6 separate regions of the Mus musculus genome follow, and regions 2, 3, 4, 5 and 6 are each linked to region 1. Evidence: chromatin loops called from intact Hi-C (ENCODE). Cell type or tissue: heart. All regions are shown on one strand.

Evidence for each region. A loop is a pair of places that touch in the nucleus more often than their neighbours do. Peaks named below come from ENCODE experiments on the same cell type or tissue, not always from the same donor. Only the 100,000 strongest peaks of a DNase experiment are listed, where the experiment ranks them.
Region 2: a loop joins it to region 1, with 6 times the contacts of the local background. A loop is called at or near these places in 5 of 42 quality-filtered maps.
Region 3: it touches region 1 in a loop (8-fold over the local background); 5 of 42 quality-filtered maps call a loop at or near these places.
Region 4: a loop joins it to region 1, with 3 times the contacts of the local background. A loop is called at or near these places in 5 of 42 quality-filtered maps.
Region 5: a loop joins it to region 1, with 6 times the contacts of the local background. A loop is called at or near these places in 5 of 42 quality-filtered maps.
Region 6: a loop joins it to region 1, with 2.2 times the contacts of the local background. A loop is called at or near these places in 2 of 42 quality-filtered maps.

Annotation. Positions count from the first base shown.
Region 1 is chr6:32,395,556-32,399,555 of GRCm38, reverse strand. All of the region lies in intron 3 of Plxna4 (plexin A4), which reads left to right. Among named protein-coding and RNA genes, the nearest start is that of Plxna4os1, 110 kb to the left of the region's middle. In heart, a CTCF peak has its summit at 2,270; a DNase peak (open chromatin) is centred at 2,265; H3K27ac peaks cover 787 bases.
Region 2 is chr6:32,326,264-32,330,263 of GRCm38, reverse strand. All of the region lies in intron 3 of Plxna4 (plexin A4), which reads left to right. Among named protein-coding and RNA genes, the nearest start is that of Plxna4os1, 180 kb to the left of the region's middle. In heart, a CTCF peak has its summit at 1,978 (motif pointing left); a DNase peak (open chromatin) is centred at 1,983; H3K27ac peaks cover 1,339 bases.
Region 3 is chr6:32,586,184-32,590,183 of GRCm38, reverse strand. Plxna4 (plexin A4) reads left to right here and starts at 1,992. Exons shown (of 32, transcript NM_175750.3): 1 at 1,992-2,880. In heart, CTCF peaks have their summits at 1,688 and 3,567; DNase peaks (open chromatin) are centred at 1,893, 2,843 and 3,663; H3K4me3 peaks cover 2,631 bases; H3K27ac peaks cover 2,546 bases.
Region 4 is chr6:32,458,729-32,462,728 of GRCm38, reverse strand. The region is part of intron 3 of Plxna4 (plexin A4); the gene reads left to right. Among named protein-coding and RNA genes, the nearest start is that of Plxna4os1, 50 kb to the left of the region's middle. In heart, no CTCF peak of the experiment used is centred here; a DNase peak (open chromatin) is centred at 2,128; H3K27ac peaks cover 1,829 bases.
Region 5 is chr6:32,477,824-32,481,823 of GRCm38, reverse strand. All of the region lies in intron 3 of Plxna4 (plexin A4), which reads left to right. Among named protein-coding and RNA genes, the nearest start is that of Plxna4os1, 31 kb to the left of the region's middle. In heart, a CTCF peak has its summit at 2,322 (motif pointing left); DNase peaks (open chromatin) are centred at 873 and 2,453; H3K4me3 peaks cover 448 bases; H3K27ac peaks cover 4,000 bases.
Region 6 is chr6:32,509,087-32,513,086 of GRCm38, reverse strand. All of the region lies in intron 2 of Plxna4 (plexin A4), which reads left to right. It overlaps Plxna4os1 (plexin A4, opposite strand 1), which reads right to left and starts at 1,946. Exons shown (of 2, transcript NR_040277.1): 1 at 1,642-1,946. In heart, no CTCF peak of the experiment used is centred here; DNase peaks (open chromatin) are centred at 886, 1,886 and 2,396; H3K27ac peaks cover 1,906 bases.

The sequences.
Region 1 (4,000 bases):
TAAACACTGCTTTTCTCATTTTGGTCTCAGGCAGAGAAACAGACTGACTGGATGACTTGGGAATGGTGATCACTGAAGACCCCAGTTTCAAGGGTTACCCCGTATCAAAGAATTAATATTGGAGAATGGGAAGAATCTCCTATTGGGGATTAGTTACTGATGTCAGTGTCATACTTATATGATGCTCAGAGAATTCAGGGGTGGCTCAGGCCACCATGACTGTCTTCTCACTCCTGTACAGGTTGGCTTTATTAAGGAAATACTAACCTGCCACTCAGCGGAAATTGATTGAAACAAGTCTGCAGTCCGAGGCAGAGGCAGTGGCATGTAGAAAGATGGAAGGGCAGAGAGGACCCTGGGAGCATCCAGCCTCTTTGGATCTATGCTGGAGACAGACTAGGATATGGAGAGCCTTAAATGGCCCAAACAGATTAGGGGAGAAGTTACAGCTGACTGTGCATAGCCTAGTGACTGGTAACCAACTCCTTGAATAACATTCAGCTGGCCAATAGAGGTGATGTAAATAAATAGACTACTGTCTCCACTCAGGCCAGCCCTTTCAGTTACTGCATCAAGTCGCCCCCCATTCCTTGACCTCAGATCATATCACCCTATGAAATGCTCCTTATCCTCACAGCAGCTCTGAACCATCTGTCACCCCTCACTCTTACTCTTCTGGCTCACTGTTGATCTAGCCTGTATGGCATTCCTTGTCTGGAAGCTTCTAAGCCACAGTATCATCCGGCCATGGTGGGGGTCTCCATCTTCCACATTTTCTCTGCTTTGTTTCTGCTCAGTTACCGAATATCCATAAAAGAGTTCATCTTTACACCTGCCTTCTACTCCAACATAGTTAATATGCTTTTGTATATGTGTATATGTATGTGTATATGTGTATATGCATATGCATGTGCTCTTGTGTGTGCAGGTGTATATGCACATATGTATATGTGTTGTGTGGAGGCCTGAAGACCACTTCATATGTTGTTCCTCTGAAACTATCTACCTTGTTCATTCACTTTTTTTTATCTCTCCCTCTTTGCCCTGCTCTCCATCTCCAGAGTCTCCTATTGGCCTGGTAGTTGCCAAGTAGGTCAGGCTGGCTGCCAGCAACCCACAGCGATCTGCTTGTCTCCACTTCCCCAATGCTGGGATTATAAGCATATGCCACCATGCCTGGCTTTATGTCACATGTGTCCTAGGGTTCAAGCCTTATCTTTTAAAGAGGAGCTCTTTGCCGACGGAGCCATTCCTTTAGCCCCTCTGCTAAGATGCTTTAACACAAAGTACCTTTTTTACTCAAAGACATCTCTAAGTTGAGTGTGAAAAAACCTTTTGTAGTGCATTAAACAATGAGCCTGCTCAATTCCACCATATCTCAAATGGTGGGTATCATACTCAAAACTACTCGGTGGGGGGTGTGCTTTTCGAGAATGCAAAATTCTCACTAAGTAGGTCTTGGGTGACACATGAGATTGGGCATTTCTAATGCGCTCCGAAGCTCTGGGTACTTGAACCATATACTGAGTCTAGACTAGACCGAAGTATGGTCTGTGAACAATGTGTTAATGGTCTGTTCAGGGCAGATATCAGAGGGTGAAGACTTGGAAATGCACACAGCACTTCGATATTGTTCGGGATCAGGGGGTATGCCCAATGAATTTGCATGCTGTCATTTGCTATTTTATTTTTTCTAGTCATTTGCTTGGTATTTGACAAATGTATCCTTCTACGAAAGACTGGAAAATTTTCACCAAATGGCTCTCTACCACAGAAAGTTTGAGAAGCCTCGGGTTAGAGAATACCTCTGAGACTTTCAGATGTTCTGAGCTCCCGGACAAAAGTACCCTGTCTAGGGCAACATATCCTGGAGACGGTAATCCCTGCTAAGGATTTCCAGCAAGGTTTTTGGCATCATCCCATCTCCCCCTGTTTTCCACGCTCAGTTCAGTGTTTCCTTTTCTGAGGCAGAATTCCAGTGATCTCAGACAAAGGTTAAGCTTATCAGGAGGGCTGTGCCAGGAAATGCCAGGAGACTGGGTGCCAGGTCACCTGTGTGCAAAGCCCTGAGGTGCCATCCCAAACCTGGGCAGCTCACTCTCTCCCTTCCCAGCGGGCTCTCCTTCTACTGTGGCAACCATCTGCCCCACTTCTGAGAGAGAGAAAAAACAGGCTGAAAAACAGGCCCAGAGAAGGCTTCCTGCCCCACTGGCTGGAAGGGGAGGGCTGGGTTAATGAAGCCAAGTGCAGTTATGAGGGGAACCGGGCCAGCTGGAGCTCTCCCAGGCTTGACCTGCAGTCCTTTGGCAGGACCCGGGCTGCTGGGGGAGTGGCTAGAGACAAAAACATAGTCTGGTTTTCTCTCAGCAGAGGAGGTCTTTGTTGCTCTTGGACTACTGTGAGCTGTCAGGCATACTGGCCAGCCCTGGTGGGATGACCCCGGGGAGTGAGGACTGGCAGGACTGGCGGGTCTTCTTTCAAACTTGCCTTCTTCCTCCCATTCTCCAGCCTTGATGTCTGGTCCTGAGTGGAAGAGCTGATAGACCCTTCTAATATTTAGTCATTCAGCCAGCCAGTCAGTCAGTCAGCCAGTCAGTCAGTCAGTCAGTCAGTCAGTCAGCCAGTCAGTCAGTCAGTCAGTCAGTTGTTGGTCAATCATCTAGGCTTTTTGTTTGTTTGCTTGCTTTGTTTTGTTTTTTGAGACTGAGTCTCACTAAATAGCCCAGGCTGCTCTTAAACTCACAATCCTTTCTCCATCTTCCCAAGTGCTGAGATTGCTGTTGTACACCACTGTGCCCAGCTTTCATTGCCTGTCAATAGACGGGGTTCTTTTTGCCTTTCTCTTCTGAGCTTCAGGGAATCCCCTACATAGAGCCGCTTCATGGATGATCTCACAATCTTTACTAAATGTTAATTAAAGTACAATCACTCAGAGAGCAAAGGGATCAGTGGTGAATAACTATGCTCCAAATGATCTCACATCATTTGCAGATCAACCACTCCAGCATTCAAAACTGATATGATGTTGATCAGGCCCAGGTTTAGTTGAGGGGTTAGATTTTGATGTGTGCTTATGATTTATTGGATGATCCTACACTGCTTCATCCTTCAGTTTGTGTAATTTGTGAGTGAGGTATCATGTTGGTCACAGGAGGATGTGCCATTGAGAAACTCGTGTGTGTGTGTGTACACATGGGTGTGCATCTGTGTACGTTCATGCTTTCCCCCTTTTATATAAAAAGAGATTCTACATATGGTGGTGCTTCTAGTGTTTTTTTCCAGTGAAGAAGATGAACGTTGCTAGCTTGTGGTTACAACCAGACAAAGGAAAGGTGATTGGACTAACTGGGGGTGGTGTTCTGCTGTACTAGGCAAGAACACATGTAAAATTGGTGTCAGCATGAGTGTCTGCCCGCCCAGCTCTAGAGGCTGGTATAGCTGTGAGCCTCCTGTTCCCTCTGGCTATTTAGAACTCAGGTCACTACCCAGCTTTACTAAACCAGTTCCTGGGGTTAGGTGTGATGCACAGACCCAGGGTCATATGCTAAGCTCTCTGATTGACTCAGGATCTGGCCCATGGCAGTGACCTCATTAACCAGGGACTCACAACATTGTGTGAAGCTCAACTTCAGCATACACATTTCCTGAAAAGGGAAAGCAAGGGAGTTAGGGGTTTTGAGGATACTTCTGTGTGCTATGCCCCATGTCTGCTAAGATACTTGAAGGCATCTTTTCTTGGCCTGGTACTAACCTCGCCCTGCCCTTCCCTTCAGAGGCAGGTAGCCCCAGGTTCCACTCACCAACAGTTTCTCTGTGGGTCTGTCTCCAACTGTCACCTCCATGGAGAAGTCAAACTTCATGAACTTACTGTGGTATTGACCTTGGATGTTGAAACTGGAACCGACAAGCCAGCGTCGTCCCCAGCGTGATCCAGGCTTGCATCATGATCATGTCTGAGTCCGTGGGAAGGGGGAAGGATTCTGTCGCTGTCTCTCTGCTT
Region 2 (4,000 bases), 69 kb after region 1:
GACAGGCAAGTATGTATGAGGGCAGCCAGGTAAGGAGAGACAGAGGCTGGCTGTGATCATGGGAGGAGTGGATGGCTAACATTCTCCAGCTGCTCACAGGAGGCCATGAAAGGGCCTCCGGGAGAGGTGTGCCTGCCACAGAGCACAGAAGGATGGGGGAGATCTTTGGCAATAAGTGATGTGTGGTTGCTGGCTATTGCTGGGGACACTCTCATGTCTTCTGTGACTGGAACCATCACTTCAAGTATAATAAAGCATCAAGGATTATCCAGTGCAGGATGCTAACTGGTTTAGGTTCCCTGAGCTTCTGACTGAGTCCACAGAGTTTCCATGTCTGTCAAGTTCCCAGAGGTCACTGGAAAATGGCCAGGCCAGCACTCAGAAGCTCTAGCAGGGGATCCTGAAGCTTCTTGCTTTAAATTCTTCTAGGGTATCCCGAGGGATGTATATGAATGTGGTTTTCATACTGTATCCACCAAAAGAAACACTTGGACCCTCTTAGAAGTGGAGGGCGGGGAAGTTACTGAGACTCCATCTCAGCACCCCTCTCACCAGACAGAAGGGAAGAAGTGAAAGACGTGCTCCTTTGGTTTCTAGTCCTCTATGGGTTGAACTGCAGTCCCCTAAAAGAAAAGGTGAATTCCTAACTTCTGGTGTTCATGTACGATGGCTGATTTGGATATAAGCTCTTTATGGGTGGAATCAAGCTAGGATGGAATCTGACAGGCTCGCAGCATCTGCAGAAGCCAAAGGAAGCAGACATTAAGGCGGATGACATGGGGAAGAAGGGACATTGCCACCAGCCAAGGAACAGCAGGGCTTAGGAGTAGTCACAAGAAGTAGGAAGGGGAGGACTCTAGTGGCCTTTTTAGAGATGTGACCTCTCGGGAACCATGACTTGAGACTTCAGAATTTGAGTATTTTGAGAAAAGCCTTTCTGAGTCTGGAACCATCTGTTTTAGTGTAGTCAGAGTAAACTGGTATACACGGTCTCGGGGGCCTCTCTGTGTTGTGCTCTTTTGTTTGGGTGACTCTTTTGTTTGGGTCTCATGCTATGCTGTCTTTGAAGGGAGATGCTCTGGTTCTATATCTGTCAGCGCAGCTCTGGGTCACGCATCTGTGGAACCTTTTTACCAGGACAGTTGACTCCGTTGGGGCCAGGAATGCAGGAGCATGAGGGGGGCACAGGAGCAAGGTTGGAGTGACAGGGTCTCCTCTTGGTAGTGTGAGAAAACCTTCTTAGAGGACAGGTAGTCCTCTTAAGTCCTGTGGAGAAGCACAGGAATCTCATAGCCCTGGGAGTGCGCCAGAGGAAAGTGCTAGGTGATTAAGATTTGGAGTTGAAGCCCTGCCCCCCCCGCCCCCCCCCGGGGGGCATGAAGGAGTGTGGGTACAGGTAGCTGAAAGAAGCAGGCTGAAGGGTTAGGAATGACAAGACCTGAAAACTGCCCTAGGTGGCTCTGTATATTACAGGCTTCTTTCTTATTAGTGTTTCCCTGGACTCAGCATGCCAGCTGACCACCAGGAGTGCTTATTTGAAGTTCAAGTTCCCAGGTCCCTATAGCTCTGATGAGTGATAATCCAAAAGGAAGGGACCCCTCTGGAAGCTGCCCTGTCATAAACTCCACAGGCAGAGTGTTGTTGTCCAGTCAGTGTAAAAACCGCACTGCAGATGCTTCTCAGTCGTGGAAAACAAAAATAGAAATAAAACAGACAAACACATGCCAGCAACATCACCACCAACAAAAAGTCTCCCTTTCTAGATAAACCTAGGGAAGACAGAAAGGAGTAGATCAAGAAATACAGAGATCTCAAAAGCGTTTTGGCTAGCTCTCCTTTAAATCGTCTTGCTCAGGACCTCTGCTCCATAGGACACCTTGGGGCAGGGGGAGCTTACTGGACAGGTCTTCCCTCCCTCGTCCTGACCCTGGTGCCATCGGACTGGAATCAGCGGCCTGTTGCAGCTCTGCCACCTACTGGCTGCAGGAGGAGATGCAAGATTCAGCGGGGATGCCACAGGGGTTTAAAGAGCAGCTTCAGAAAACCACAAATGAACAGGCACGTGGGTGTACGCATGCATGCACACATTCGTAGCCATTTATATACTAAACATGCACATCTACACACCTCCCTAGCCAGGCCCCTCCCCCCAGTCTTGTGCAGCCTGCAGCAGCAGCTGGGGTTATCTGTTATAGTGAGCACAGATGTATTAGATTTCTGTCTTAAGAGACAGATGAGATGGGAGAGAGAAGAGAGAGGGAAAGCCAAGTTCATGATGATGACTAGATGCTTTAAAAGGTTCCTTCCTCCTTCCTATTTTCTGGGATGGGGAGACCAAGAAGCAAAGGTGTTAGTGGGAGCTGTGGAGCTCCTCCCTCTGTGAGATAGGAGGAGAGTGGGTCTAGAACCTTGACTCCCAGCCCCAGGGAGAGGAGCACTGATCTTCCTTCCATCGAGCCCCCAATAGCCAAAACAACAGAGCACAGAATAATTAGACATCTCTCCCCCTGAAGCTCTGGATTTGGAGCACTATTGCTTTTTATCCCCCTCCCACCCCCCGCGTGCCTTAGTTCCCCTGTAGTGAGTAGGGTTACCAAAGGGTCAAGCTCACTGTGACCCCCTCGGGTGCTCTGAATTCTGGGCAGGCATGTTGGCCTGTTTGATTAGAACGGCTGCCAGTTCCCCAGGGGCTATTCTGCCCTCCCCGCCTACCTGCCTTCCTTGCACACACCTGCAAGCCCACTTGTTGTATGTAGATGAACTTCTGACATTGCCCTGCCTCTGTCTATGACCTCATGTCACAACCAATCAGGATTGAGTTTCATTGACCGAGTTACCCCAGTCTGGAGGGAAAACAGATCACAGTCTTTCCCAGGAGTCAGATTCTCCTACTCTGAGAGATTGCTTGCTGGCATGCAAACTCAGCTGCCTGGCTCCTACCCCTCCCCACGCCCTGCCTGCTCTCTCTGGCTCTTCACTCCCCGACTTTGGCTTTCTTCCCTATCCCCTTTTGAAGCAGCTTGGATGATTGGTTGCAACCTGAGCCAGCTAAGGAAAGGGACCAACTAGGAGGGTCTCCGAAGCTGGTGTTCAGACAATGTGGCACTATCCTTTGCTTGTGGGGCCCCACTGTGTTCTCACCACTCTCATCTTGGCCACTGTGGCTCAGCAAGAGTTATCGAGTGAGTATTGGATACCACAGAATGTAAGCAATCAGGAAAGACTTGGTATATCCAAACTTGCTTAATTCACACAAAGACCAGTAAAGCCAACCCAATTCAATTCCATTCAACCCGACTTAATTCAACCTAATCTAACCCAACCTAACTTAGTCTACTCCAGTCCAATTGAAGCCAGTTCAGTCTCTTCCAGTACAGTACATTTAACCCAATGCAGCCTAATTAAATATAACACGACACAATAGTATATACCTAGGTCTGAGAAATGGTAAGATTTATAGCACCTCATTTGTTCATGCAAATTTTTCATTGATCCAAAGGGGGAGGCGGAGGACTAAAGAGTGGGTTTTCTGTGATAAGTCTCTAATGCTTTACTTGTGAACCTGTTGAAAGGAAAATGAATGTCCAGGCCACATGGTAATGGCAGTAGGCTTAGTGCACGAGACCTGGCGGCGAGCTGCAGTGGTAACAGGGGTTTGTACAGTCATTTCACATCCAGTTTTTTGTCACGCATCTGCTAGAAGGCTGGTACCTAAGGACTCTTTATAAAGCTGGCTCACCCCAAGGCTCTAAGGGCCACCTATGTGCTCTACATGAAAACCCTCTTCAAAGTTGGAGGTGTGAAACCACTGTTGAGTAAATGCTCTAGAGAGAAGTTTTAAATCTGTGTTTTAAAATCTTACTAGATTGTGAGAGTTCAGGGCCTCTACTCCCCACCACCATTCCATCAGGGGAGAGGGAAATTAAAATAAGAAACCTACCATTTTCCAGAAGCCTAAATTGATTAATTCAGTTTCTGTTGAGAACGGGAAGGTACTCCG
Region 3 (4,000 bases), 190 kb before region 1:
AAAGACTTGCTTGGATGATTGGCTGAGAAGGGCTTAGAGTAAGTTCTTACTTCCTCTCCCTTTGAGCATTTTCACATAAGTCCCCTACAGCCAACTGACAATCGGATCTCCTGTATCCTTTAGTGAAGTGCATTATTTAAGCAGCCTGGTGGGTTTTCTGTGGGGCTTTTAGGCTGTCACTTCTGGGGTGAGCCTGTTATGAAGGTGTCATGTGCCAATTTCAGGAGACTCTTCTGAGTGAGTTTAGGCCCTGGTGAGGCAAGCCTTACTAAGACCTGTGGGGACAGCTTCCTTTGATTTTGCATGAGTGTCTCTGAGGCGTCATGTCAGACAGACACTTGGCCCCGGGGCTCCCTTAGTTCTGGAAGGAGGATGTCAAAGCAGCAGCAACATGGAGTTATTGTTCTGTGTTTCTCTGGGCTTGTGAAACTAACTTGATATTGTGTGCTTATCTTGGGTCTGGGATCCAGCGTTTCAGAGAAGAGAGGAGCCAGATCAATGTATTACAGGGAGCTAATAAGATAACCCTTGCTGTCTTCTGGGCCATGCGATGCTCAGCAGACAACCAGAGCCTAACAGGGCTCCATGCTGTCTCCTGGAACACCCTGTAACTAGAGAAATGTCTGGCTGGCTGGCTTCTTCATGCTTACACTTGATTCATTGTGTCCTTCTGGTGGGAGCACTTTCAACAAGGTCCTGGGTGGTAAGTCCAACCCGACCCAAGTGTGCTACCTGCCCGGAAGCTTGTCCAACTTGTCACCTCGAAAGTCTACCGAGGGTATAACTTTGATGTTTGTGAAAACATTACCCCTATAAGAAGGGGAAGGAATTTATACCACTGTCAACCTTTTCCTAGTAAGCAGATTCTGAGAGGTTTTGGTGGGAGGGACAGTTATGCGCAGGAAGTGACTGAGGTTGAAGAAAGTGTCATGGGAGAGTGGGTCAGGAACCCCAAACCATAAGCTCCTGGAGAGGTCTTTCTTTGATGAATGGCTAGTCTTACTGAACTTGGCTGACAGAGCCATTTCCTTGAACTTAGCATGCAGAGTTGGGTAGACAAATAGGTGGGCATCCTTTTGAAAATTGTTTTATTTTTATTTATTTATTTTGGTCGTTGGGCTCATTAACTGGAGGGGGTCTTTGTAGAGATATTCTAGATAGTGCAGCCTCACCTATTTCCCTGCCTGCCAGATGCTCTCTCAATTTAAGCAACCTCTGGATTTCTTCCTTTGGGCTTCTGAAACTATTCTGATGTTGGCAATGTCTGGGTTATGTTTAGGACATGGCCCAGGACCTAGGGCTTCAGAGACAGTGAAGCAAGGTCAGCCTCTGGACAGATCAGGTTACCTAACAAGCTCTGTGGCATTGGCCATTCATTTCTGTCCTAGGACTAGAAGAAACCTTGGGTTTGGGCATCCTCTAGTGCTCTGTGTAGGATTACCTTGGTTGGTGGGGCTGGACAGGGATTCTAGGTTAGGAATGGATGTATGTTTGGCTGGTGTCTGTTAGGAACACCCAGAAGTGCCTCTGACCGCCTGCACCACATGCCTGCTTGGGAGTATGCCCCGATCCAAGTGCACTTGGTGGCACCATATATGCACCACTCTGCCCTGTGTCTCCACCGCCAGGGTGACTCGAGGAAGCCAAGAAGACCCAGGGGGTGTCTGCAAACGTCCACACTGGGGAAGAGCAGGCGGGCCAGTGGCGGCAGCGTGCGGGGAAGCGCCCCCTGCCCCCTCTGCCGGCCGCTCTACCTTGGTCTAGATGTCAGTCGCGAGCTCCGAGCCAGCTAGCGAGCCAGAGAGGGAGCGGCGGCGGCGGCGGCAGCGGCGGCGGCGGCGGCGGGCCGCGGGCGGCGGGGAGGGGAGGAGGCGAGGAGAGGGAGGGAGGAAGGGAAGCAGGGAGGGCGGGAGGGAGGAGAGGAGGACCCAGAGAGCGCCAGGCAGCTGGAGTTTTTGCAGCGCTTGGCCGGGCTTCAATGCACAGCAGCAGCGAGCCGCGGCGGCAGCAGGCAGCCCGGGAGCTCCGGCGGCGGCCGAGCCAGCGGCGGCCCCGCTCCCTGCCCCCTGCAAACTTTGCGAGCAGCCCGCCCGGGGGGCCGGGGACGCGCCTGGGAGGCTCGGCTTGGACTACGGCCGCGCTCTTGGCCGCCGCAGCGCTAGCCGCCGCCGTCGCTGCTACCACCGCAGCTCCGCGCCTCCCCGGGGAGCTGCCGGCGGCTTCCGAGGCCCCCCAGCCCCGGCCCCTGGGCACTGCCCGGCTAGTCCCCGGCCAGGGTTGGGGGCGACAGCGGCGCAGCCAGCCCCGGGCTGCCAGGGGGTGGCCGTCACTGCCCAGGGAGGCGCGCAGAGGATCGGAGAGCGCTCCCCGGCGGGTCCCCAACGTACTCGCCGCCGCGCCCGGGCAGCGGCCCGACCCGGCTAGCATGGGCGGCGCGGAGTGACGCCGCCGTGCCCGCTTGGCATCAAGGACATTCAGCCCGCGGGGGTGGGGACGAAGGGGGGCAGCCCCGCGTCGCCGCCGCAGCCCCTGAGAGCCACCGCTGTCGCTGCTTGGGCTCCGGGGCTGGATGGAAGCTAGGGGTGCTTGGAATTGATCTTCATTTCCTGACCTTTTTGTTGGACATTACGCCCACCTTGGACGCTGCAAGAGGAGCTGTCAAGCCCGGCAGGCTCTGATTTGGCCCCCTCCGTTTTTCTCTGCTGCTCGTGGCTTCCCCGTGCCTCGGTGGAGTATTTGCGTTCGGGGCTGGGGCTGGAGGAGGCAGCCACACGCGCGCACACGCACACGTTCAGAGGAGGGCGAGAGGCAGCGGTACAGGCACCATCTGCAGTGTCAATGCGGCGCTGGGGCTGAAGGAGGGAAACGCCGCGCTTCCAGGTAAGGAGCCGCCGGCCGGGCACAGGGCCAGCTGGGCAGAGCGGGCGGAGGTGGCGAGTCCGGTCCCGGAGTCCTCGCCTGCTCTGAGGCAGCCCACTACACACACACACGCACACACACACACACACACACACACACACACACACACACGCAAAACACAAATCGCGTGCGCGCACACACACATACTCACACACAGGCACACACTGCGCTCACGCACCTGCCCACGTCCCACCTGGACACCCGCGTAGGTGCATCGCAGCCGGAGCAGGGATTTCCCGTGTTCTTCTCCTCTCCGGACCTAGACTTCTCTTCCCCAGGACTTTCAGGGTGGGATTCAGTAAATGACTGACTCTCCTATCCAGCCTGGTAGGATGAGGGAACGATTTTGCTGTTTCTAGCTCCTTTCATTTCCTAACTGGTTTTTATAAGACAGGAGAAGTCATGGGAGGTCTTATGAGACCCGCCCAGTGCAATTGTGCCCCTTAGCTTTTTGGACACCCGGAGATTTTTTGCTTTTAAATAGGAGAAAGGCAGAGAGATATTTAAAGGGCAGAGAACTGGAGATCTTGGTGATCCGGTGCCTGGGAGGAGGCCACATAGGCAACTGGGGCTGCAGTTCTGTAGGGCGGCGCATATGGAACAGACTCTGCGATTCCCCAGTAAAGGCAGCACACACGCCTTTCCGAAGCGTGGCACTGCTTCCCCGGAATGCGCCGGGATTTCAGTCAGGGAGGGGCTTTAACATCAAAGCTAGAGGAGTGTTCCTTGTCTAGGGAGGATGCTGCGGTCCTTTAAGGAGGATCAGACCTTATTCATGTTGCCAGTCACCGGTAGACAACAAGGAGACAGGGCTTAAGGGACACATGTTTGCGGCCAACCCCTCACTTCCTTATCCTTCTGTGTGTATGTGAGGCAACTCCCCCCTGCGCCTTTAGTTAACACCTGTCACATGTCTTTTGGGGTGTGTGTCTGAGAAGTAGGAGGGAGAGTAGAGATGGATTTAGACTAATGGAGAAAGGACTGTGAAGACGATATCCACTTTATAAGGTATTTGGTCTATTAGTGTATTCTAGGTACCTTAGGCTACTAGTGTAACCCAGAGTCTAGATCCTCTGAATGC
Region 4 (4,000 bases), 63 kb before region 1:
GACATCACCTCTCAGAATATGCTTTCTTTTGCCATCAGCAAGGTTGAGGGAGGTAATGTGTGTGGAGTTCCCGGGATATGTCCTGGCACATAGTAGGCATACTAAGCATCCTTGATTTTTCAAGGATCAACATCCTTGCTTTCTTCTGCCATCAGATAGGTTGAGTGAGGCAATGTGTGCAAAGTTCCCAAGACATGCCCTAACACATAGTAGGTACACTAAGCACCCCTGACTTCCAATTGCAGTATTGGTGACTTCTATAGTATACAGCATACAATATATGGTGAGGTTATAATAAACACATGGAGCTCAGTTGGCCACTGGATAAGCGAGTATCTGCTGTCCACACCAGGGAGCCAAGACTGGGGTTCTGTTCAGCACGTGGAAAAACCCTAATTCTATTTCCAAAGTAACCATGAACTCAGATGCAGATTCTGCTTACAGCAGACAGCATTGCCGGAGAGCAGTGAAAGTCAAGCCTAGCCTCAGCCTAACCTCAAGGATGAACTTCAAGCACCGTGGTAGGCACAAGACGGACTAGGAAGCTGGAGTTCCTGTACCTTGCAGGCTTTTTCCTTTTTCTTTTCAGGATATGAGTGAGACTCCTTCAGAGGCCTCGTCTCTTCCATATCACTAGATTTGCTAATGCAGTTCCTGAGTAAAAGGAGCTAAGGTAGGGCCTGAGTGGTCAGCATTCTAGCAAGCTCCTGGGGGTTACTGCTGGTCCAGGGACCATGTGTGGGACTCCTCCTGGACCACACTGTTCGTCCTAGCTTAGGCTTCCTGTCACCTTGTGTTTCCAGTCTCTCTGAACCTCCTGCTCTACAGTTCTGATATGAATGCTTTCCTTACATCCTTTGCTGAAATTTCTTTATCTTATACCTTCTTTGCATCTGCATCTGTGGATGAGAAGTTGTTTCTTTAGCCCATTACCCATCATTCTCCTTTTCAGTCTTCCTCATCATTTCTGAGCTCCTAGCTAAGCAGAAAAGGATAAGGCGATACCCAGCTCCCTAACTGGTGTTTGTGGTGACCCTAATTAGGAAAAAGGCAGATGCAAAAGCAGAATCATTCCCACTGCCCACCTCATCTTTGGAAGCCCCACGTGTCTCTATCCCAATATGTATCCATTCCCTAGTCCCAATTCCCTAATCACTTTGCCAGAGTAAATAATTGCTGGTGTGTGGTGACCCAAGGTCATCACCAATGGAGGAATGTAATTAGGACCTTCATTTCCGACCATCTTGGGAGCCTCCTTGCAGCTGATACTTGTTTCTCTGACCCTTGCATCGATGCTCATGTCTCCTGGCCCCTTCCCCTTCCCAGCCGAGAAAACTTGGACTGGAATAGAGTTGCTCATAGGCAGATAGCAGGTCTGCCTTTCTTTGCTTCTTTCTCTATGGGCATGATTGGTAGGACTCCATGGAGCTAGAACCTTGGCCCTCACCTGGCATGCAGTGCTCTGTGCATGTGGCTGTTCTCCAGGAACCATTTCAGGGAGGATCTGAGATTAGAAACTATCTCTACTGTGCCTTTTTAAGCATTTCCCTCTCTCCCTCCAACCCACCGTGGCTACCATTGGATTTTTCCTGTGTCAGAATATTTCACTTCCTTTCCTTCTTGCTTATATGTGCTTGGTAGAGGTGGGCATGTTTGAAGCTCCCTGTGTGGGAAAGGCCTGAAAAAACTTGAAAAGCATCGTAGAGGACGGGACACAAATGCAGGAGGCAGGTGGTTGGCCTTTCATTCCTTGCTCTTCCATCTCGCCATGCTGGTCTGATTCTTCTTGCTCAATGCACAGTGCCAGAATGCCTTGCTGTGGAAGATGATGACAGATAAACATTTTCGAGTTCTTTTGGAAATGGTCCCGTGGTCAGAGCAGGGGAGGAAAAGCATCTTCTTGCCTTCGTTCTGACTCCCATGGAGAAGCCAGATCCGAACTAAAAATAGAACAGAGAAAAGGCTGAGACCCTCTTGAGTGTCCTCCCAGTGTTCCCTTCTGGAATGGGAGGGGCTTGGTGGGGAAGGAAGTGTGATGTCATGCTTCGGTTTCTGATGCTCTGAGTTTCCTTTTAGGAAGAATGTGCACACGGAGGATAAAGGAAACAGCAGTTTGTTAATTTACGGAAGAGGGAGATCATTGGCTCTATCTCCAGGAAAGTACTTCCAACCAATAAACACACAACTTGTACAGCTCTGCCTCTGCGGTGTCTGACATGCCCAGTCTGTTCCAGGCTGCCGATGCAGTGTCAGAGCCTGGTTATGCTCGGTCACGTGAAGTCTCACTGGGCCCACAGACCAGCCACTTGCCTTCTTCTCCTAGACAGACTCTCCAAGGCAGAGACATTTTGTCACCTGCCCAGTCCACCAGGCACATCAAAGCACAGACATCAATTAAAAAAAAAAAAAAGCACATCTCCCCACCCCCACTCCCTTGTCATAAGAAAACAATGTAAGAAGCTCTAAAGATTCCACGTGGGAATAGACTTTTCTGTTTTTAAATACGCATTTTTTTTCTGTGTGTTCTTTAGCTCCTGGATTTTTCTGGGGACTGCATTCATCATCCCCGTCATCGTCTGGCTCCCAAATGCCTTCTGCGTTGCTCAGCACATGGGTTCTTGTTGGTGAAAGTGCTGATGGATACCACCATAGCTGTCCATGGTAATACAGGGAACACAGGAGTGTAGGGGGTGGGAGAGAGAGAGAGAGAGAGAGAGAGAGAGAGAGAGAGAGAGAGAGAATGAATACATATGCATACAGGTGGAGAATCCAGCTAGCCCAGAGTCATTCCCCAGCCAAGGATACCTGAGGCCTCAGCTGTAGAGAGTGAGCCTGACTTGGAGAGAGCAGGGCTGGCCAGATCTAGTCTCTCCATTTCCTTTGAGACATGGTCTCCTGTGGGGTGGAAGAACCCATCTCAGGTTTTAAATGTGTACGGTAGCAAGTAGGATCTTCGAACTCATACATTCCATACCTCACAGGCTAAGATATAAAGGCAAGGTGACCTAAAAGTGTCGGTATTCTTTCTGGAGGTTTCTAAACCTTGAGTGATTGGGTGAGTTTGAAACAATTAACCTCTGCTGGTATCCTGAGTGGTGAAAACAGAGACATAGCAACTGCTCTATATAGCTGAGCCTCTGGGCCACTAACTTGCCCAGAGCACTCCAGGTCAATGTAGAATACAGATCTTACTCAAGGATATGCAAAAACTAGTCTCGAATTCCTAAGAAAGAGCTAATGAGACCCACCACGGGCAGGGGGAGCTTTTGAGGGATGGTAAGGCTTTGATTCTATAGCAGGTTGAGAAGATTCTTTTGCTTCGAGAATGCTGGAGTGTTCACCTGATTCAGGCATGGTAGGGTTCTGGTCTTGGTGCCCCACCCCTATCCCAGTTTTATTTGAACTGAATGACTGGAGATGGGGAGGAAAAGGAGACAAAGGAAATGAGAGTCATTGCTGCTGCCGAGGCAGTAATGGAATTAACGGACCCTTTGAGCTCCCCATTAACAACAGAACTCATGTTTCAGAATCATTTATGGTCTAGGCTTTCTGATGCAGCCTGAGATAACATCTGCCTCTGTGGGAAGACTTGTCTGCAGGTGGGAACATTCTCCATCCTTTGGGAACCATGTGGTATGGATTCCTAGAAAACAAGGAGAGACTGGGGCTTTGTTGTTGTCTCTCAGTTTTAGGAAGACAAACACTAAGTAATGACAGCAAGGAACAGAAAAGGCCACATAGTTCCAGAGCTACATTCCAGCCCCATACCTTTAACAACTTCCTGTGTAAGCCTGAATGCACTCAGCTTCTGTGGATAGTTTGCTGATCTGTATGTAGAGGGACCCAAATGACAGTCATCATCTTCCTGGATGGGAGAAAAATCTGAGAGATAACAAGCAGGAGTTGGTACCCAAGAGGAATGGAGAGGATGGTGTCTTATTAGAGGCAACAGCATTGTCAGAAAACTTTGCTCTGTGTCCAAGCCCTGGAGGAACTGCAC
Region 5 (4,000 bases), 82 kb before region 1:
TCGCTGAATGCCATGCCACTGCCTCCCGATTCTAAGGCACTTAGCTCTGTCTAAGCATCTGCTTGGGTCTGTATCTGCAGCTGGCCATGCATCTGAACTGTTTATAGTCAAACCTGGGTGTTGTGGAAATCGTGTGACAGCTGGAAAATCTCAACTTTGTTTGTGGCTACACCTCAGGTTTGAGACAAATTGATTACATACATGTTCCAACTTTCTCCTCTTGTATGATAAAGCCATCGATTGTTATTTGTTTAGCTTGTGTGTGCACACGTGTGTAGGTGTGTGTGTGTGTGTGTGTGTGTGTGTGTGTGTGTGTGTGTCAAGGCCTGTGGAGGATGTCAGTTGTCTTGCTCCCTACTTTATTCCTTTGAGACAGGGTCTTTTACTGGTGTTCACTGGCCTTCTGGTCAAGCTAACTGGCACGTGAGCCCACAGATCATATTGGAGCTACAGAGGTTCATAGTCCATGCCCAGTTTTTTAACATGGCTGCTGGGAATCTGAACCCACGTCCTCCTGCTTGCATGCCATGCACTCTTCACTACTCCCCAGACCCTGTAGACTGTTTGTTTGCTTTTTATACAGCAGGAGAAAATATAAAAGAGGATAGCAAATATCTCTGACTTTCTTTGTATGGTATAGCTCTAAGGAGCAACTTCAACCTTCAGGGATATGAACAGCCGTGTGAATTGGGGTGAGGTAGGACAGCAGAGTGTAGGAAATCCTCAGAGGTCAGCATAACCAGGGGACAATCAGAAGCTCCAAATAGATGCCTTAGCCAGCCCTTATGGGGCTGGGTGGGAGTGGGAGTGGTGTGTGTGTGTGTGTGTGTGTATCCTAGGGAAGAAGAGGCCATGTGACTCAGCTGAGCAGCCCTCTGGGTCCCTGTGGCAGGGAGGCATTGTTCCTGGAACCAATGACCTGGGAGAAGGAGACAGGCAGAGCTCAGGAAGCTGAGACTCTGGACTCCCTCCTCCACTTCCCATAGCCCGGAAACAAGGCCCTAGATTTATAAGTTTATGCTTAATTAAGAGAACAGAAAAAAAAATATCATTTTGACTTTTAAGAATAAATGTAGAACAATCCAGACTAATTTTAATTCTCCCTCTAAAGCGTCAAGACCCCAGGTGGTGTGACCTTGACACAGTACTGGCCTTTTCCTCTGTGCCTTACCCTGTGCCTTACCCTGTGGGACCTTCTGCTGGCTAACTGTCTGCACTATCGTTCATCCTGGCTCTGTATCTTACCACCTTTCTTTGAAGCTTTGAACTCTTCACCTGCAAAAGTGCTGTCCACCCTACTCTCTTGCCTGTGACACTCTCCTCTCTTTTGTAACATCGCTCACATTGCCCCCCGGCAGAAGGACTTAGACCTTGGTGATCACCCCAACTTCTCAGTGTGTTTTGATTTCTCTGACAGCCCCTCAATTATGTGTCCTGGGTGATTCCCAGGAATGGCATTGATCAAACCGAAGGCCTTTGTTCTTGGGAATTGATTTCCTCTAATGTGACTGAAACTGACATGGGGTGGCCCTGGTGTGTTGAGATGTGAGCCTGGCCTTTCTTAGGTGACAACATCTATTTCTCATCACTTCCCATCCCCTTTAATAGCATAATATGCATTGCACTTTAGGGTGGGACCTACCTCCTAGAAATAGCTGCTTATTTTGTCCTTTTTTGCAAGTGTCAAGTCCATTCTCTTGAGTGACTTTCATGCCATCCTCCCTCCATCAGAAAGGTTTGTGGTTGCAGAGGTTGGAGCCAAGAAACCTTACTCCAGCTGAAGAACTGTCCTGGCACCATGACCCAGTGGTTGGAACCCTCGTAAATGTTTTACTCCAGGATCTGCAAACCGAAAGCCTCACTGTGACACATACTAAGAAACCTTGGGGGAACTGGTCAGCAAGTCACCAGCAGGGCAAGCCAGAAAGGGAAGCTTATCTCAGTGGAAGAACTTGAAAGTTTGCAGTTGTGACAAGTTTCCATTCTTTTCTGTAAAGGACAAGGGAGATTGTCCTCTTTGTTGGGCTTATATTATTGGCAGGAGGCAGAGCAATGGGCTCCAGCCACTTCTGCCTTCTGCCCACTGTTGTATCTATAAATACTCCACCACATAATATCCTGATGGGGTAGGGAGGGACTTGCTGGGACATGGGCCATATCTCTACAGTGAGAATGCTTGGCACTGCTTGTTCTTCATCCAGATCTTAGCAGTTCTGATCATCTGTGGACTTGCTGTGAGCCTTCAGCTTCATTGCCCAGGTCTGGGAGACCCTGGGAAGTTCAGGGTGTCCATGTCTCAGCTCCTTCAGCCTGCCACCTGCTGGCCACACTCTGGCCACTGCTCCTCATGGGCTTAGTGTCCCTCTAAGGGGAACTTTTTGCCTGCCACCTATGTTGTAGGGGCCAGTAGTGTCTGTCACTTCTCAGCTTGTCCAAGTGATGTTTCCCTGAGCACTCTGAGGCCCTGAGGCTGCTCTGCAAGATGAGATCATTGGTGCTAAATTTATCTCTGCTGACAGCCCGGAACTGGGTTCCAGGGCCCCTGCCTGGCTTGGGAGGTAGTCAGCCAGGAGGGGGATGGGTAGGTCTGCGGAATGATCTGCCCTAGCTTTTGCTGTGATCACTGTTGTCTGGTGAGAGGAGCTTTCTTTCTTCCTTAGACAATTCTTCCCGCTGTCTTTTGATCCTACGGGGTTCTCTGTATCAAGCGTTTGCTTTTCTACTCATAGCAGATCTTGGCAGCTTACAGGGTCAGTCTGAAGCTTAGGTAAGATGATACAGAAGATATTGAAAACAAAACAACACCACCACCACAATAAAACAAAAACAAGGGCAGGTTTGAGGAACCCTTTAGAGATGGGTATTTCATGTTTGGAACAATTGACCAGGATAAACATTAAAACTAACAAGCAAGAGTCAGTGAGGAAAATATTTCTGAGCAAGGCAAGATCTGGCTTTGTGCTTACAAAGACCTTTCTGTAGTCCAAGAAAAAGAAATGAAAATATGGAAAAAATTTGTTAAAAGCAAGTATGAGGGAAGGGAAGGGAATCTTAGGGGTGTGTGTGGGGGGGGAAGAGAAATGCCAGGTTGACTCCGACTGACCTCTTGGGAGATAGCAGAGGGGCTTAAAGCTAACAACTTCCTTGAGTTTCCTACTAAGCACAGGTGCTGAGAAACCCATGCCCACACACGTGGCTTTGATGCTTGGCTTATCAGACAAGGTTCGAAATGCTGCAGGTATGTCCTGCTGGGTGGTTTAAGATGGCACAGTATGTTTAAGAGTCTGGAAAATAAACAAGCAAGCAAATAACAAGGTAGGGAGTGCTGTACAAGGTGAGCCAGCACACATACGTCCTGCTTTGCTCTCCTTTGAATGCAGTCACTGGGAGCCTAACGCAGGAAGGGTAATCGGGTGGGTGACTGGGATCAGAGGGTGAGAGTTCTGCTCCCCCTGCCCCTCCCTCCATTTTGGCAAATACTTTAGAGTTCCAGGAGTTAGTAACAAGAGCTGGTGGGTCCTTGAACAAACCAGACCCCCAAGAACTCAAAGGGAAGATAGAGCTCTGCTCCCTGCCAGGGGGCTGAATGAGAGCTAACTTCTAGGTCATCCCTAGGGGTTCCAACAGAGGCAGAAGAGCTTTTCTGCTGGAAATCTCAAGTCAGTAGCCCCTTCAGGGGAGCCCAAGGACAAGGAGAGGGTGGGACCTGCCTCACCATGGACCAGCAATATGCTAGGTTCCTACTGCTGTGAATACATTTCAGGGGCTTGCTGAGTTAAGGCCAATGCTATTGTCTTACTGCCTAGAGGTCAGAATGCCACACAGGTGTCACTGGGCTAAAACTAAGGTGCTAGCAGGGCTTCCTTTCTACCTAGAGGCTCTTGAGGGCAATCTGTTTCCTGGCCTGCAACTGCTGGTAGAGGCCCTCACATTCCTTGGCCAGTGCTGTCCTGCTCCATCCCTAAAGCCAACAGCATTGCGCCTCTCCTACTTTCTTCCA
Region 6 (4,000 bases), 110 kb before region 1:
ACTGAGTGGCTATGAGTATAGAAACATTTGCAAGTGTCAGTGCCTGGGCTGTGTTGGATATAGACACTGTGGGAGCTGGTGAGGCATCTTTAGGTGTTTGGGGATGGAAGCATCCTCCAACTTTGCTTTCTGAGCCTTTCTTTTCCTGTGTCCTGTTCATCTCTAATCCAAATGGAAAAAGGACCTAATAATGAAGGCAGTAGAACCTATACAATGCTCAGAAGATCTCATTGAGAGCCTAGGCATAAGAGAGCTAGAAAGATATGGCTGGGGTCTTAGGTTGTGCTGGGACTCAAGGAGTCTAACCTGAGGCCAATTTGTTAGGAAGGCATCTAGGAGGGTTAACCAATTTGATTTAATTTGTATTTCTGTAGCTTCTCACCACTGATCCTGGCTCTGGCCCCCTTTGTAGCCTACTTCAAAGGGTCTCTGCAAATCTCTGCTTATAGAGCACACACCTCTAAGGCTATGGGACCGAGAATCTACCTTTTCTGTCTTATGCTAGGACTCTGTGATGGCCAGCCTTTCCCACAGAAACTTGACAGTTCTAATATGAAATAGACAGCCCACTTTGGGGAGGACATTGTTGCGAGCTAAGGGTCTGTGTCCTTCATGAGTCTAGGGGTTGTCCTAGACGTGGCTCCCTACATTCTTCTCCCTCTTTAGTTTGCTGAGTTCCCTTATAGAGCCCTAGCCTCTGGCTCCAAGTAAGTCAAGGAGTAGAGAAAACATCTTAAATCCTGGGAATGTTTTAGGCAACTAGGCAACAGACTGGCCAAGATCAAGGAAAGACCTCAGTCTCCAGGAATGTGAAAGGGAAGTGGATCACTACACCCTGTAGATGGGACAAAGGTTGTAGTCAAGGGAGTGTCTATCACTCCATTTCCTGAAGTCTGAGTTTGAAACCAGCTGAGAAGCACCCGGCAGGACCAGTCTAGGGCTGATAGTGGGAAGCAGACACAGAGTGGATACAGACCACTTCCTCTTCTCTGTGAGTTTTGACCTCAGAGTGACCTTCTGCTAGGAAAAAAAAAAACCCAAAACCAAAAAACCCAAACCCAACCCAACCCAACCCAACCCAAACCAAACAAACAACAAACAAGTGGGTCCATGGGGCAGGGACTCTTACTTTGAATCATCACCAGTCACCTATCAGGCCCTCATACTGGGGGTAGACGGTGAGGACCACCACAGCTTTGCATAGCCCTGCCCTGCCAGTGTGCAATGTGCTTCATGCCCCTCTTTCATTGTTCCCAGAGTCCTACAGAGCAACAGAATAGTCAGGCTCCAATCCCCAAGGGCATAGAGGGACAGAGAGTCAAGCACTGAGGTTAGTATTATGTAATTAATGCTAAGTATGTTCTACAGTCTAGAGCATACTGTGTGTCTGAATCTCAAGCCCACTACTTCTCCCATAGCATGTCTCAGTGCAAGGCCAGTAGAACTTGTCTGGGTTGGCAAGGTTCCTGTGCAAGGACCATCTAGGAATGTGTGGTCCTAGACACTGAGTATTGGGTACAAATGGGACTCTCCAAGTTAATGCAGTCTGCAAACTTCTCCCAAGATTCCAGAGGCCTTTCTGGAAGAACTATGGCTGGGCCAAGCTCCCATATGACTTGAAGGTTTACCCACTGGCCTTACCAGTTCCATGGGGGTCCCAGAGGTACAAGAACAAGCTTCATTTTCACTTTCTGCCCAACAGCATACACCGTTGATATGAAGGAGGACTCCATCCCTACATGCTGTGTGATTCAACTGATTCCCAGACACAGCAGGTAGTCCTAGGAAGTAGGCAGGGTTATCCCCTTGCACTCATGCTGGCCTTGTGTCCCAGCATAGCTGGTCACTCAGGTTTGCCTGGCGCCTGAGATCCTGAACCCCGTGAAAACGAGCATCCGGAATAGCCAGGCAGCTGTCCCAGGCCAGCCTCAGCCGGTCTGCTTGTGCTGTTTTCGTTTCTCTGTCAGCAGGAAGCTGGACTCTGACTACATGGGTTTGTTTCCTGTTATGGTGAGAGGCAAGGGTTCCTCTCTTTGCTTGGCACTCACACTCCCTTGGTCCAGGAACTCCTCCTCTTCCACACCCTGCCCCCCTTCTCATTCCAACCAATCTTGTCAACACTACAAACCACTAAACAAGTTCGTGAAATAGGTACACATTGCAAGCCCTCACTCCTTGTAAGCCCTTTGAGTACACAATTTCCTTATTTAAACTTCAAATGCCAGTGGTAAGGCAACCCCAAGACAGAAGTTCCCTCCCTGCCCACCCCCATGTCTCCCCACAATGTAGCTCCAGTACTAGGCATCCAGGTCTAAAGGCATTCTTGGTCAGGAGGAATTGCAGTAGAAGTCCCATCTGGATCTTTTGAGGTCATGTGATGATGGCCAAGTCCTGGGGGATGAGCTAGATCTGGTGGGAGGAAGTCCAAGGTTGGCGTATGGTGTTCTCCCAAGATGCCACTTGGGAGGCCAGCAGGTCAGTGTGTGTGTGTGTATTGGGGGGGGGGGACCCAAGAATCACACAAATTTTAAAACAGACACATTCAAGAGACTCAGTCTATAAGTTTCTGAGCTATGACTTAAGGACATGGATCCTCACCCTGCTGAGACATTACTTTGCAGGTTCGGCACAATGTCATGCACACTGGTAAATATGCCCGCATGTGCACACAACTTCCGTGTGTCCATCTCCCCTCTTGTTGCTTCTCCTTGTCTTGCTCTAAACCACTATCTTCATGTTTCATCACCTCTGTTTTATCTTTGTGGCTTCTTTCCTCTCCTGCTCACACAGGACCCTCAGCCATGAACACGGTGATATTTCTCTCTCATACGTATACAAGTGTGTATGTGTATTTGTACACATGAGACTCATTCAGTGGGCATAGCACAGACTGAAATGGGATGTTGGACATCTTATCCATCAACACATGAATGTACCTCACCAATCACCCCAGATGTAGAGTTCCCTTTAATTCATTTCATCTACACAGGGTGGTATCTTGGCAAGGATGCTGGCCAGGGAGTCCTGACCTTTGGGCCTCAGCCAGCACCTGCTCATGAACTATCAAAAGGCCAGTAAACAGTTCCCCTTCTGCTCTAATTTTATGCTAAGGAAGGAGTTGGTGAGACAGTATATATTCCATAAAAAGCAAAAAAGAAACACACCGATGTTATTAGAAAGTAAGGGAAGGCCCTTAGAACCCCTTGATGAATGCAAATGATCCCAACCCCACCCTGCACCCCCACTTCTGGTTATACTGTCCCCGTGGTTTATTGATGGATTTACACCATCATTATCTTCTTTGGAGAGGTTTGGACTGTATATAACTGAGGTTGCATTCGGTGTCTTAGTCCCTAGGATGTGCTTGTTTGCTGGCCTGTCTTCCTTTCTCTATGCACACGTGATGGGGGCTCAGACACTGTGCCAGGAAAAGACATCTTTTAAGCTACACTCTTTGCTTTGCCTCTCCAGTGTCCTTTAATTTTGTAAGGCTGAAGGGAATGATCACACATCCACACACTGGCAACTGCTCTCATTTCGTTAACAAAGTTAGAGAAGGAAGAGACAACCAAGGGCACTTTCCTCATTCTATCTGTCCATTTAGGTCCTTCTCCCTAGTGAGTCTGGCCCCCTATGCTGTCCACAGACACACATCGGCATCCCTGAGAGCAAAGAAAACCAGTATCGTTCTCCGTGTCATTACTATGTCTCTGTCAGTGTTCCAAAATATAATGGGATCTGTTCTCCTGATTTATCCTGCATGCAGGCGACATTACCCAGACACACAGGCCGGAGGAGCAAGAGAGGAAGATACACGGCAACATGAGTGGAGCTAATAAAATTTATCCCCACTAACAAGGGAATGACCTACCCCATAATTCAGCCTGGTGAGCAGGGCCACTGCTTCCCTGTACCCGCCAGGAAACACACAAACTTAATCATCGTGGCAATCCTCACCTCAATTATAGTTCGAATGGTGGCTGTGGCTGCCTGCCTTAAA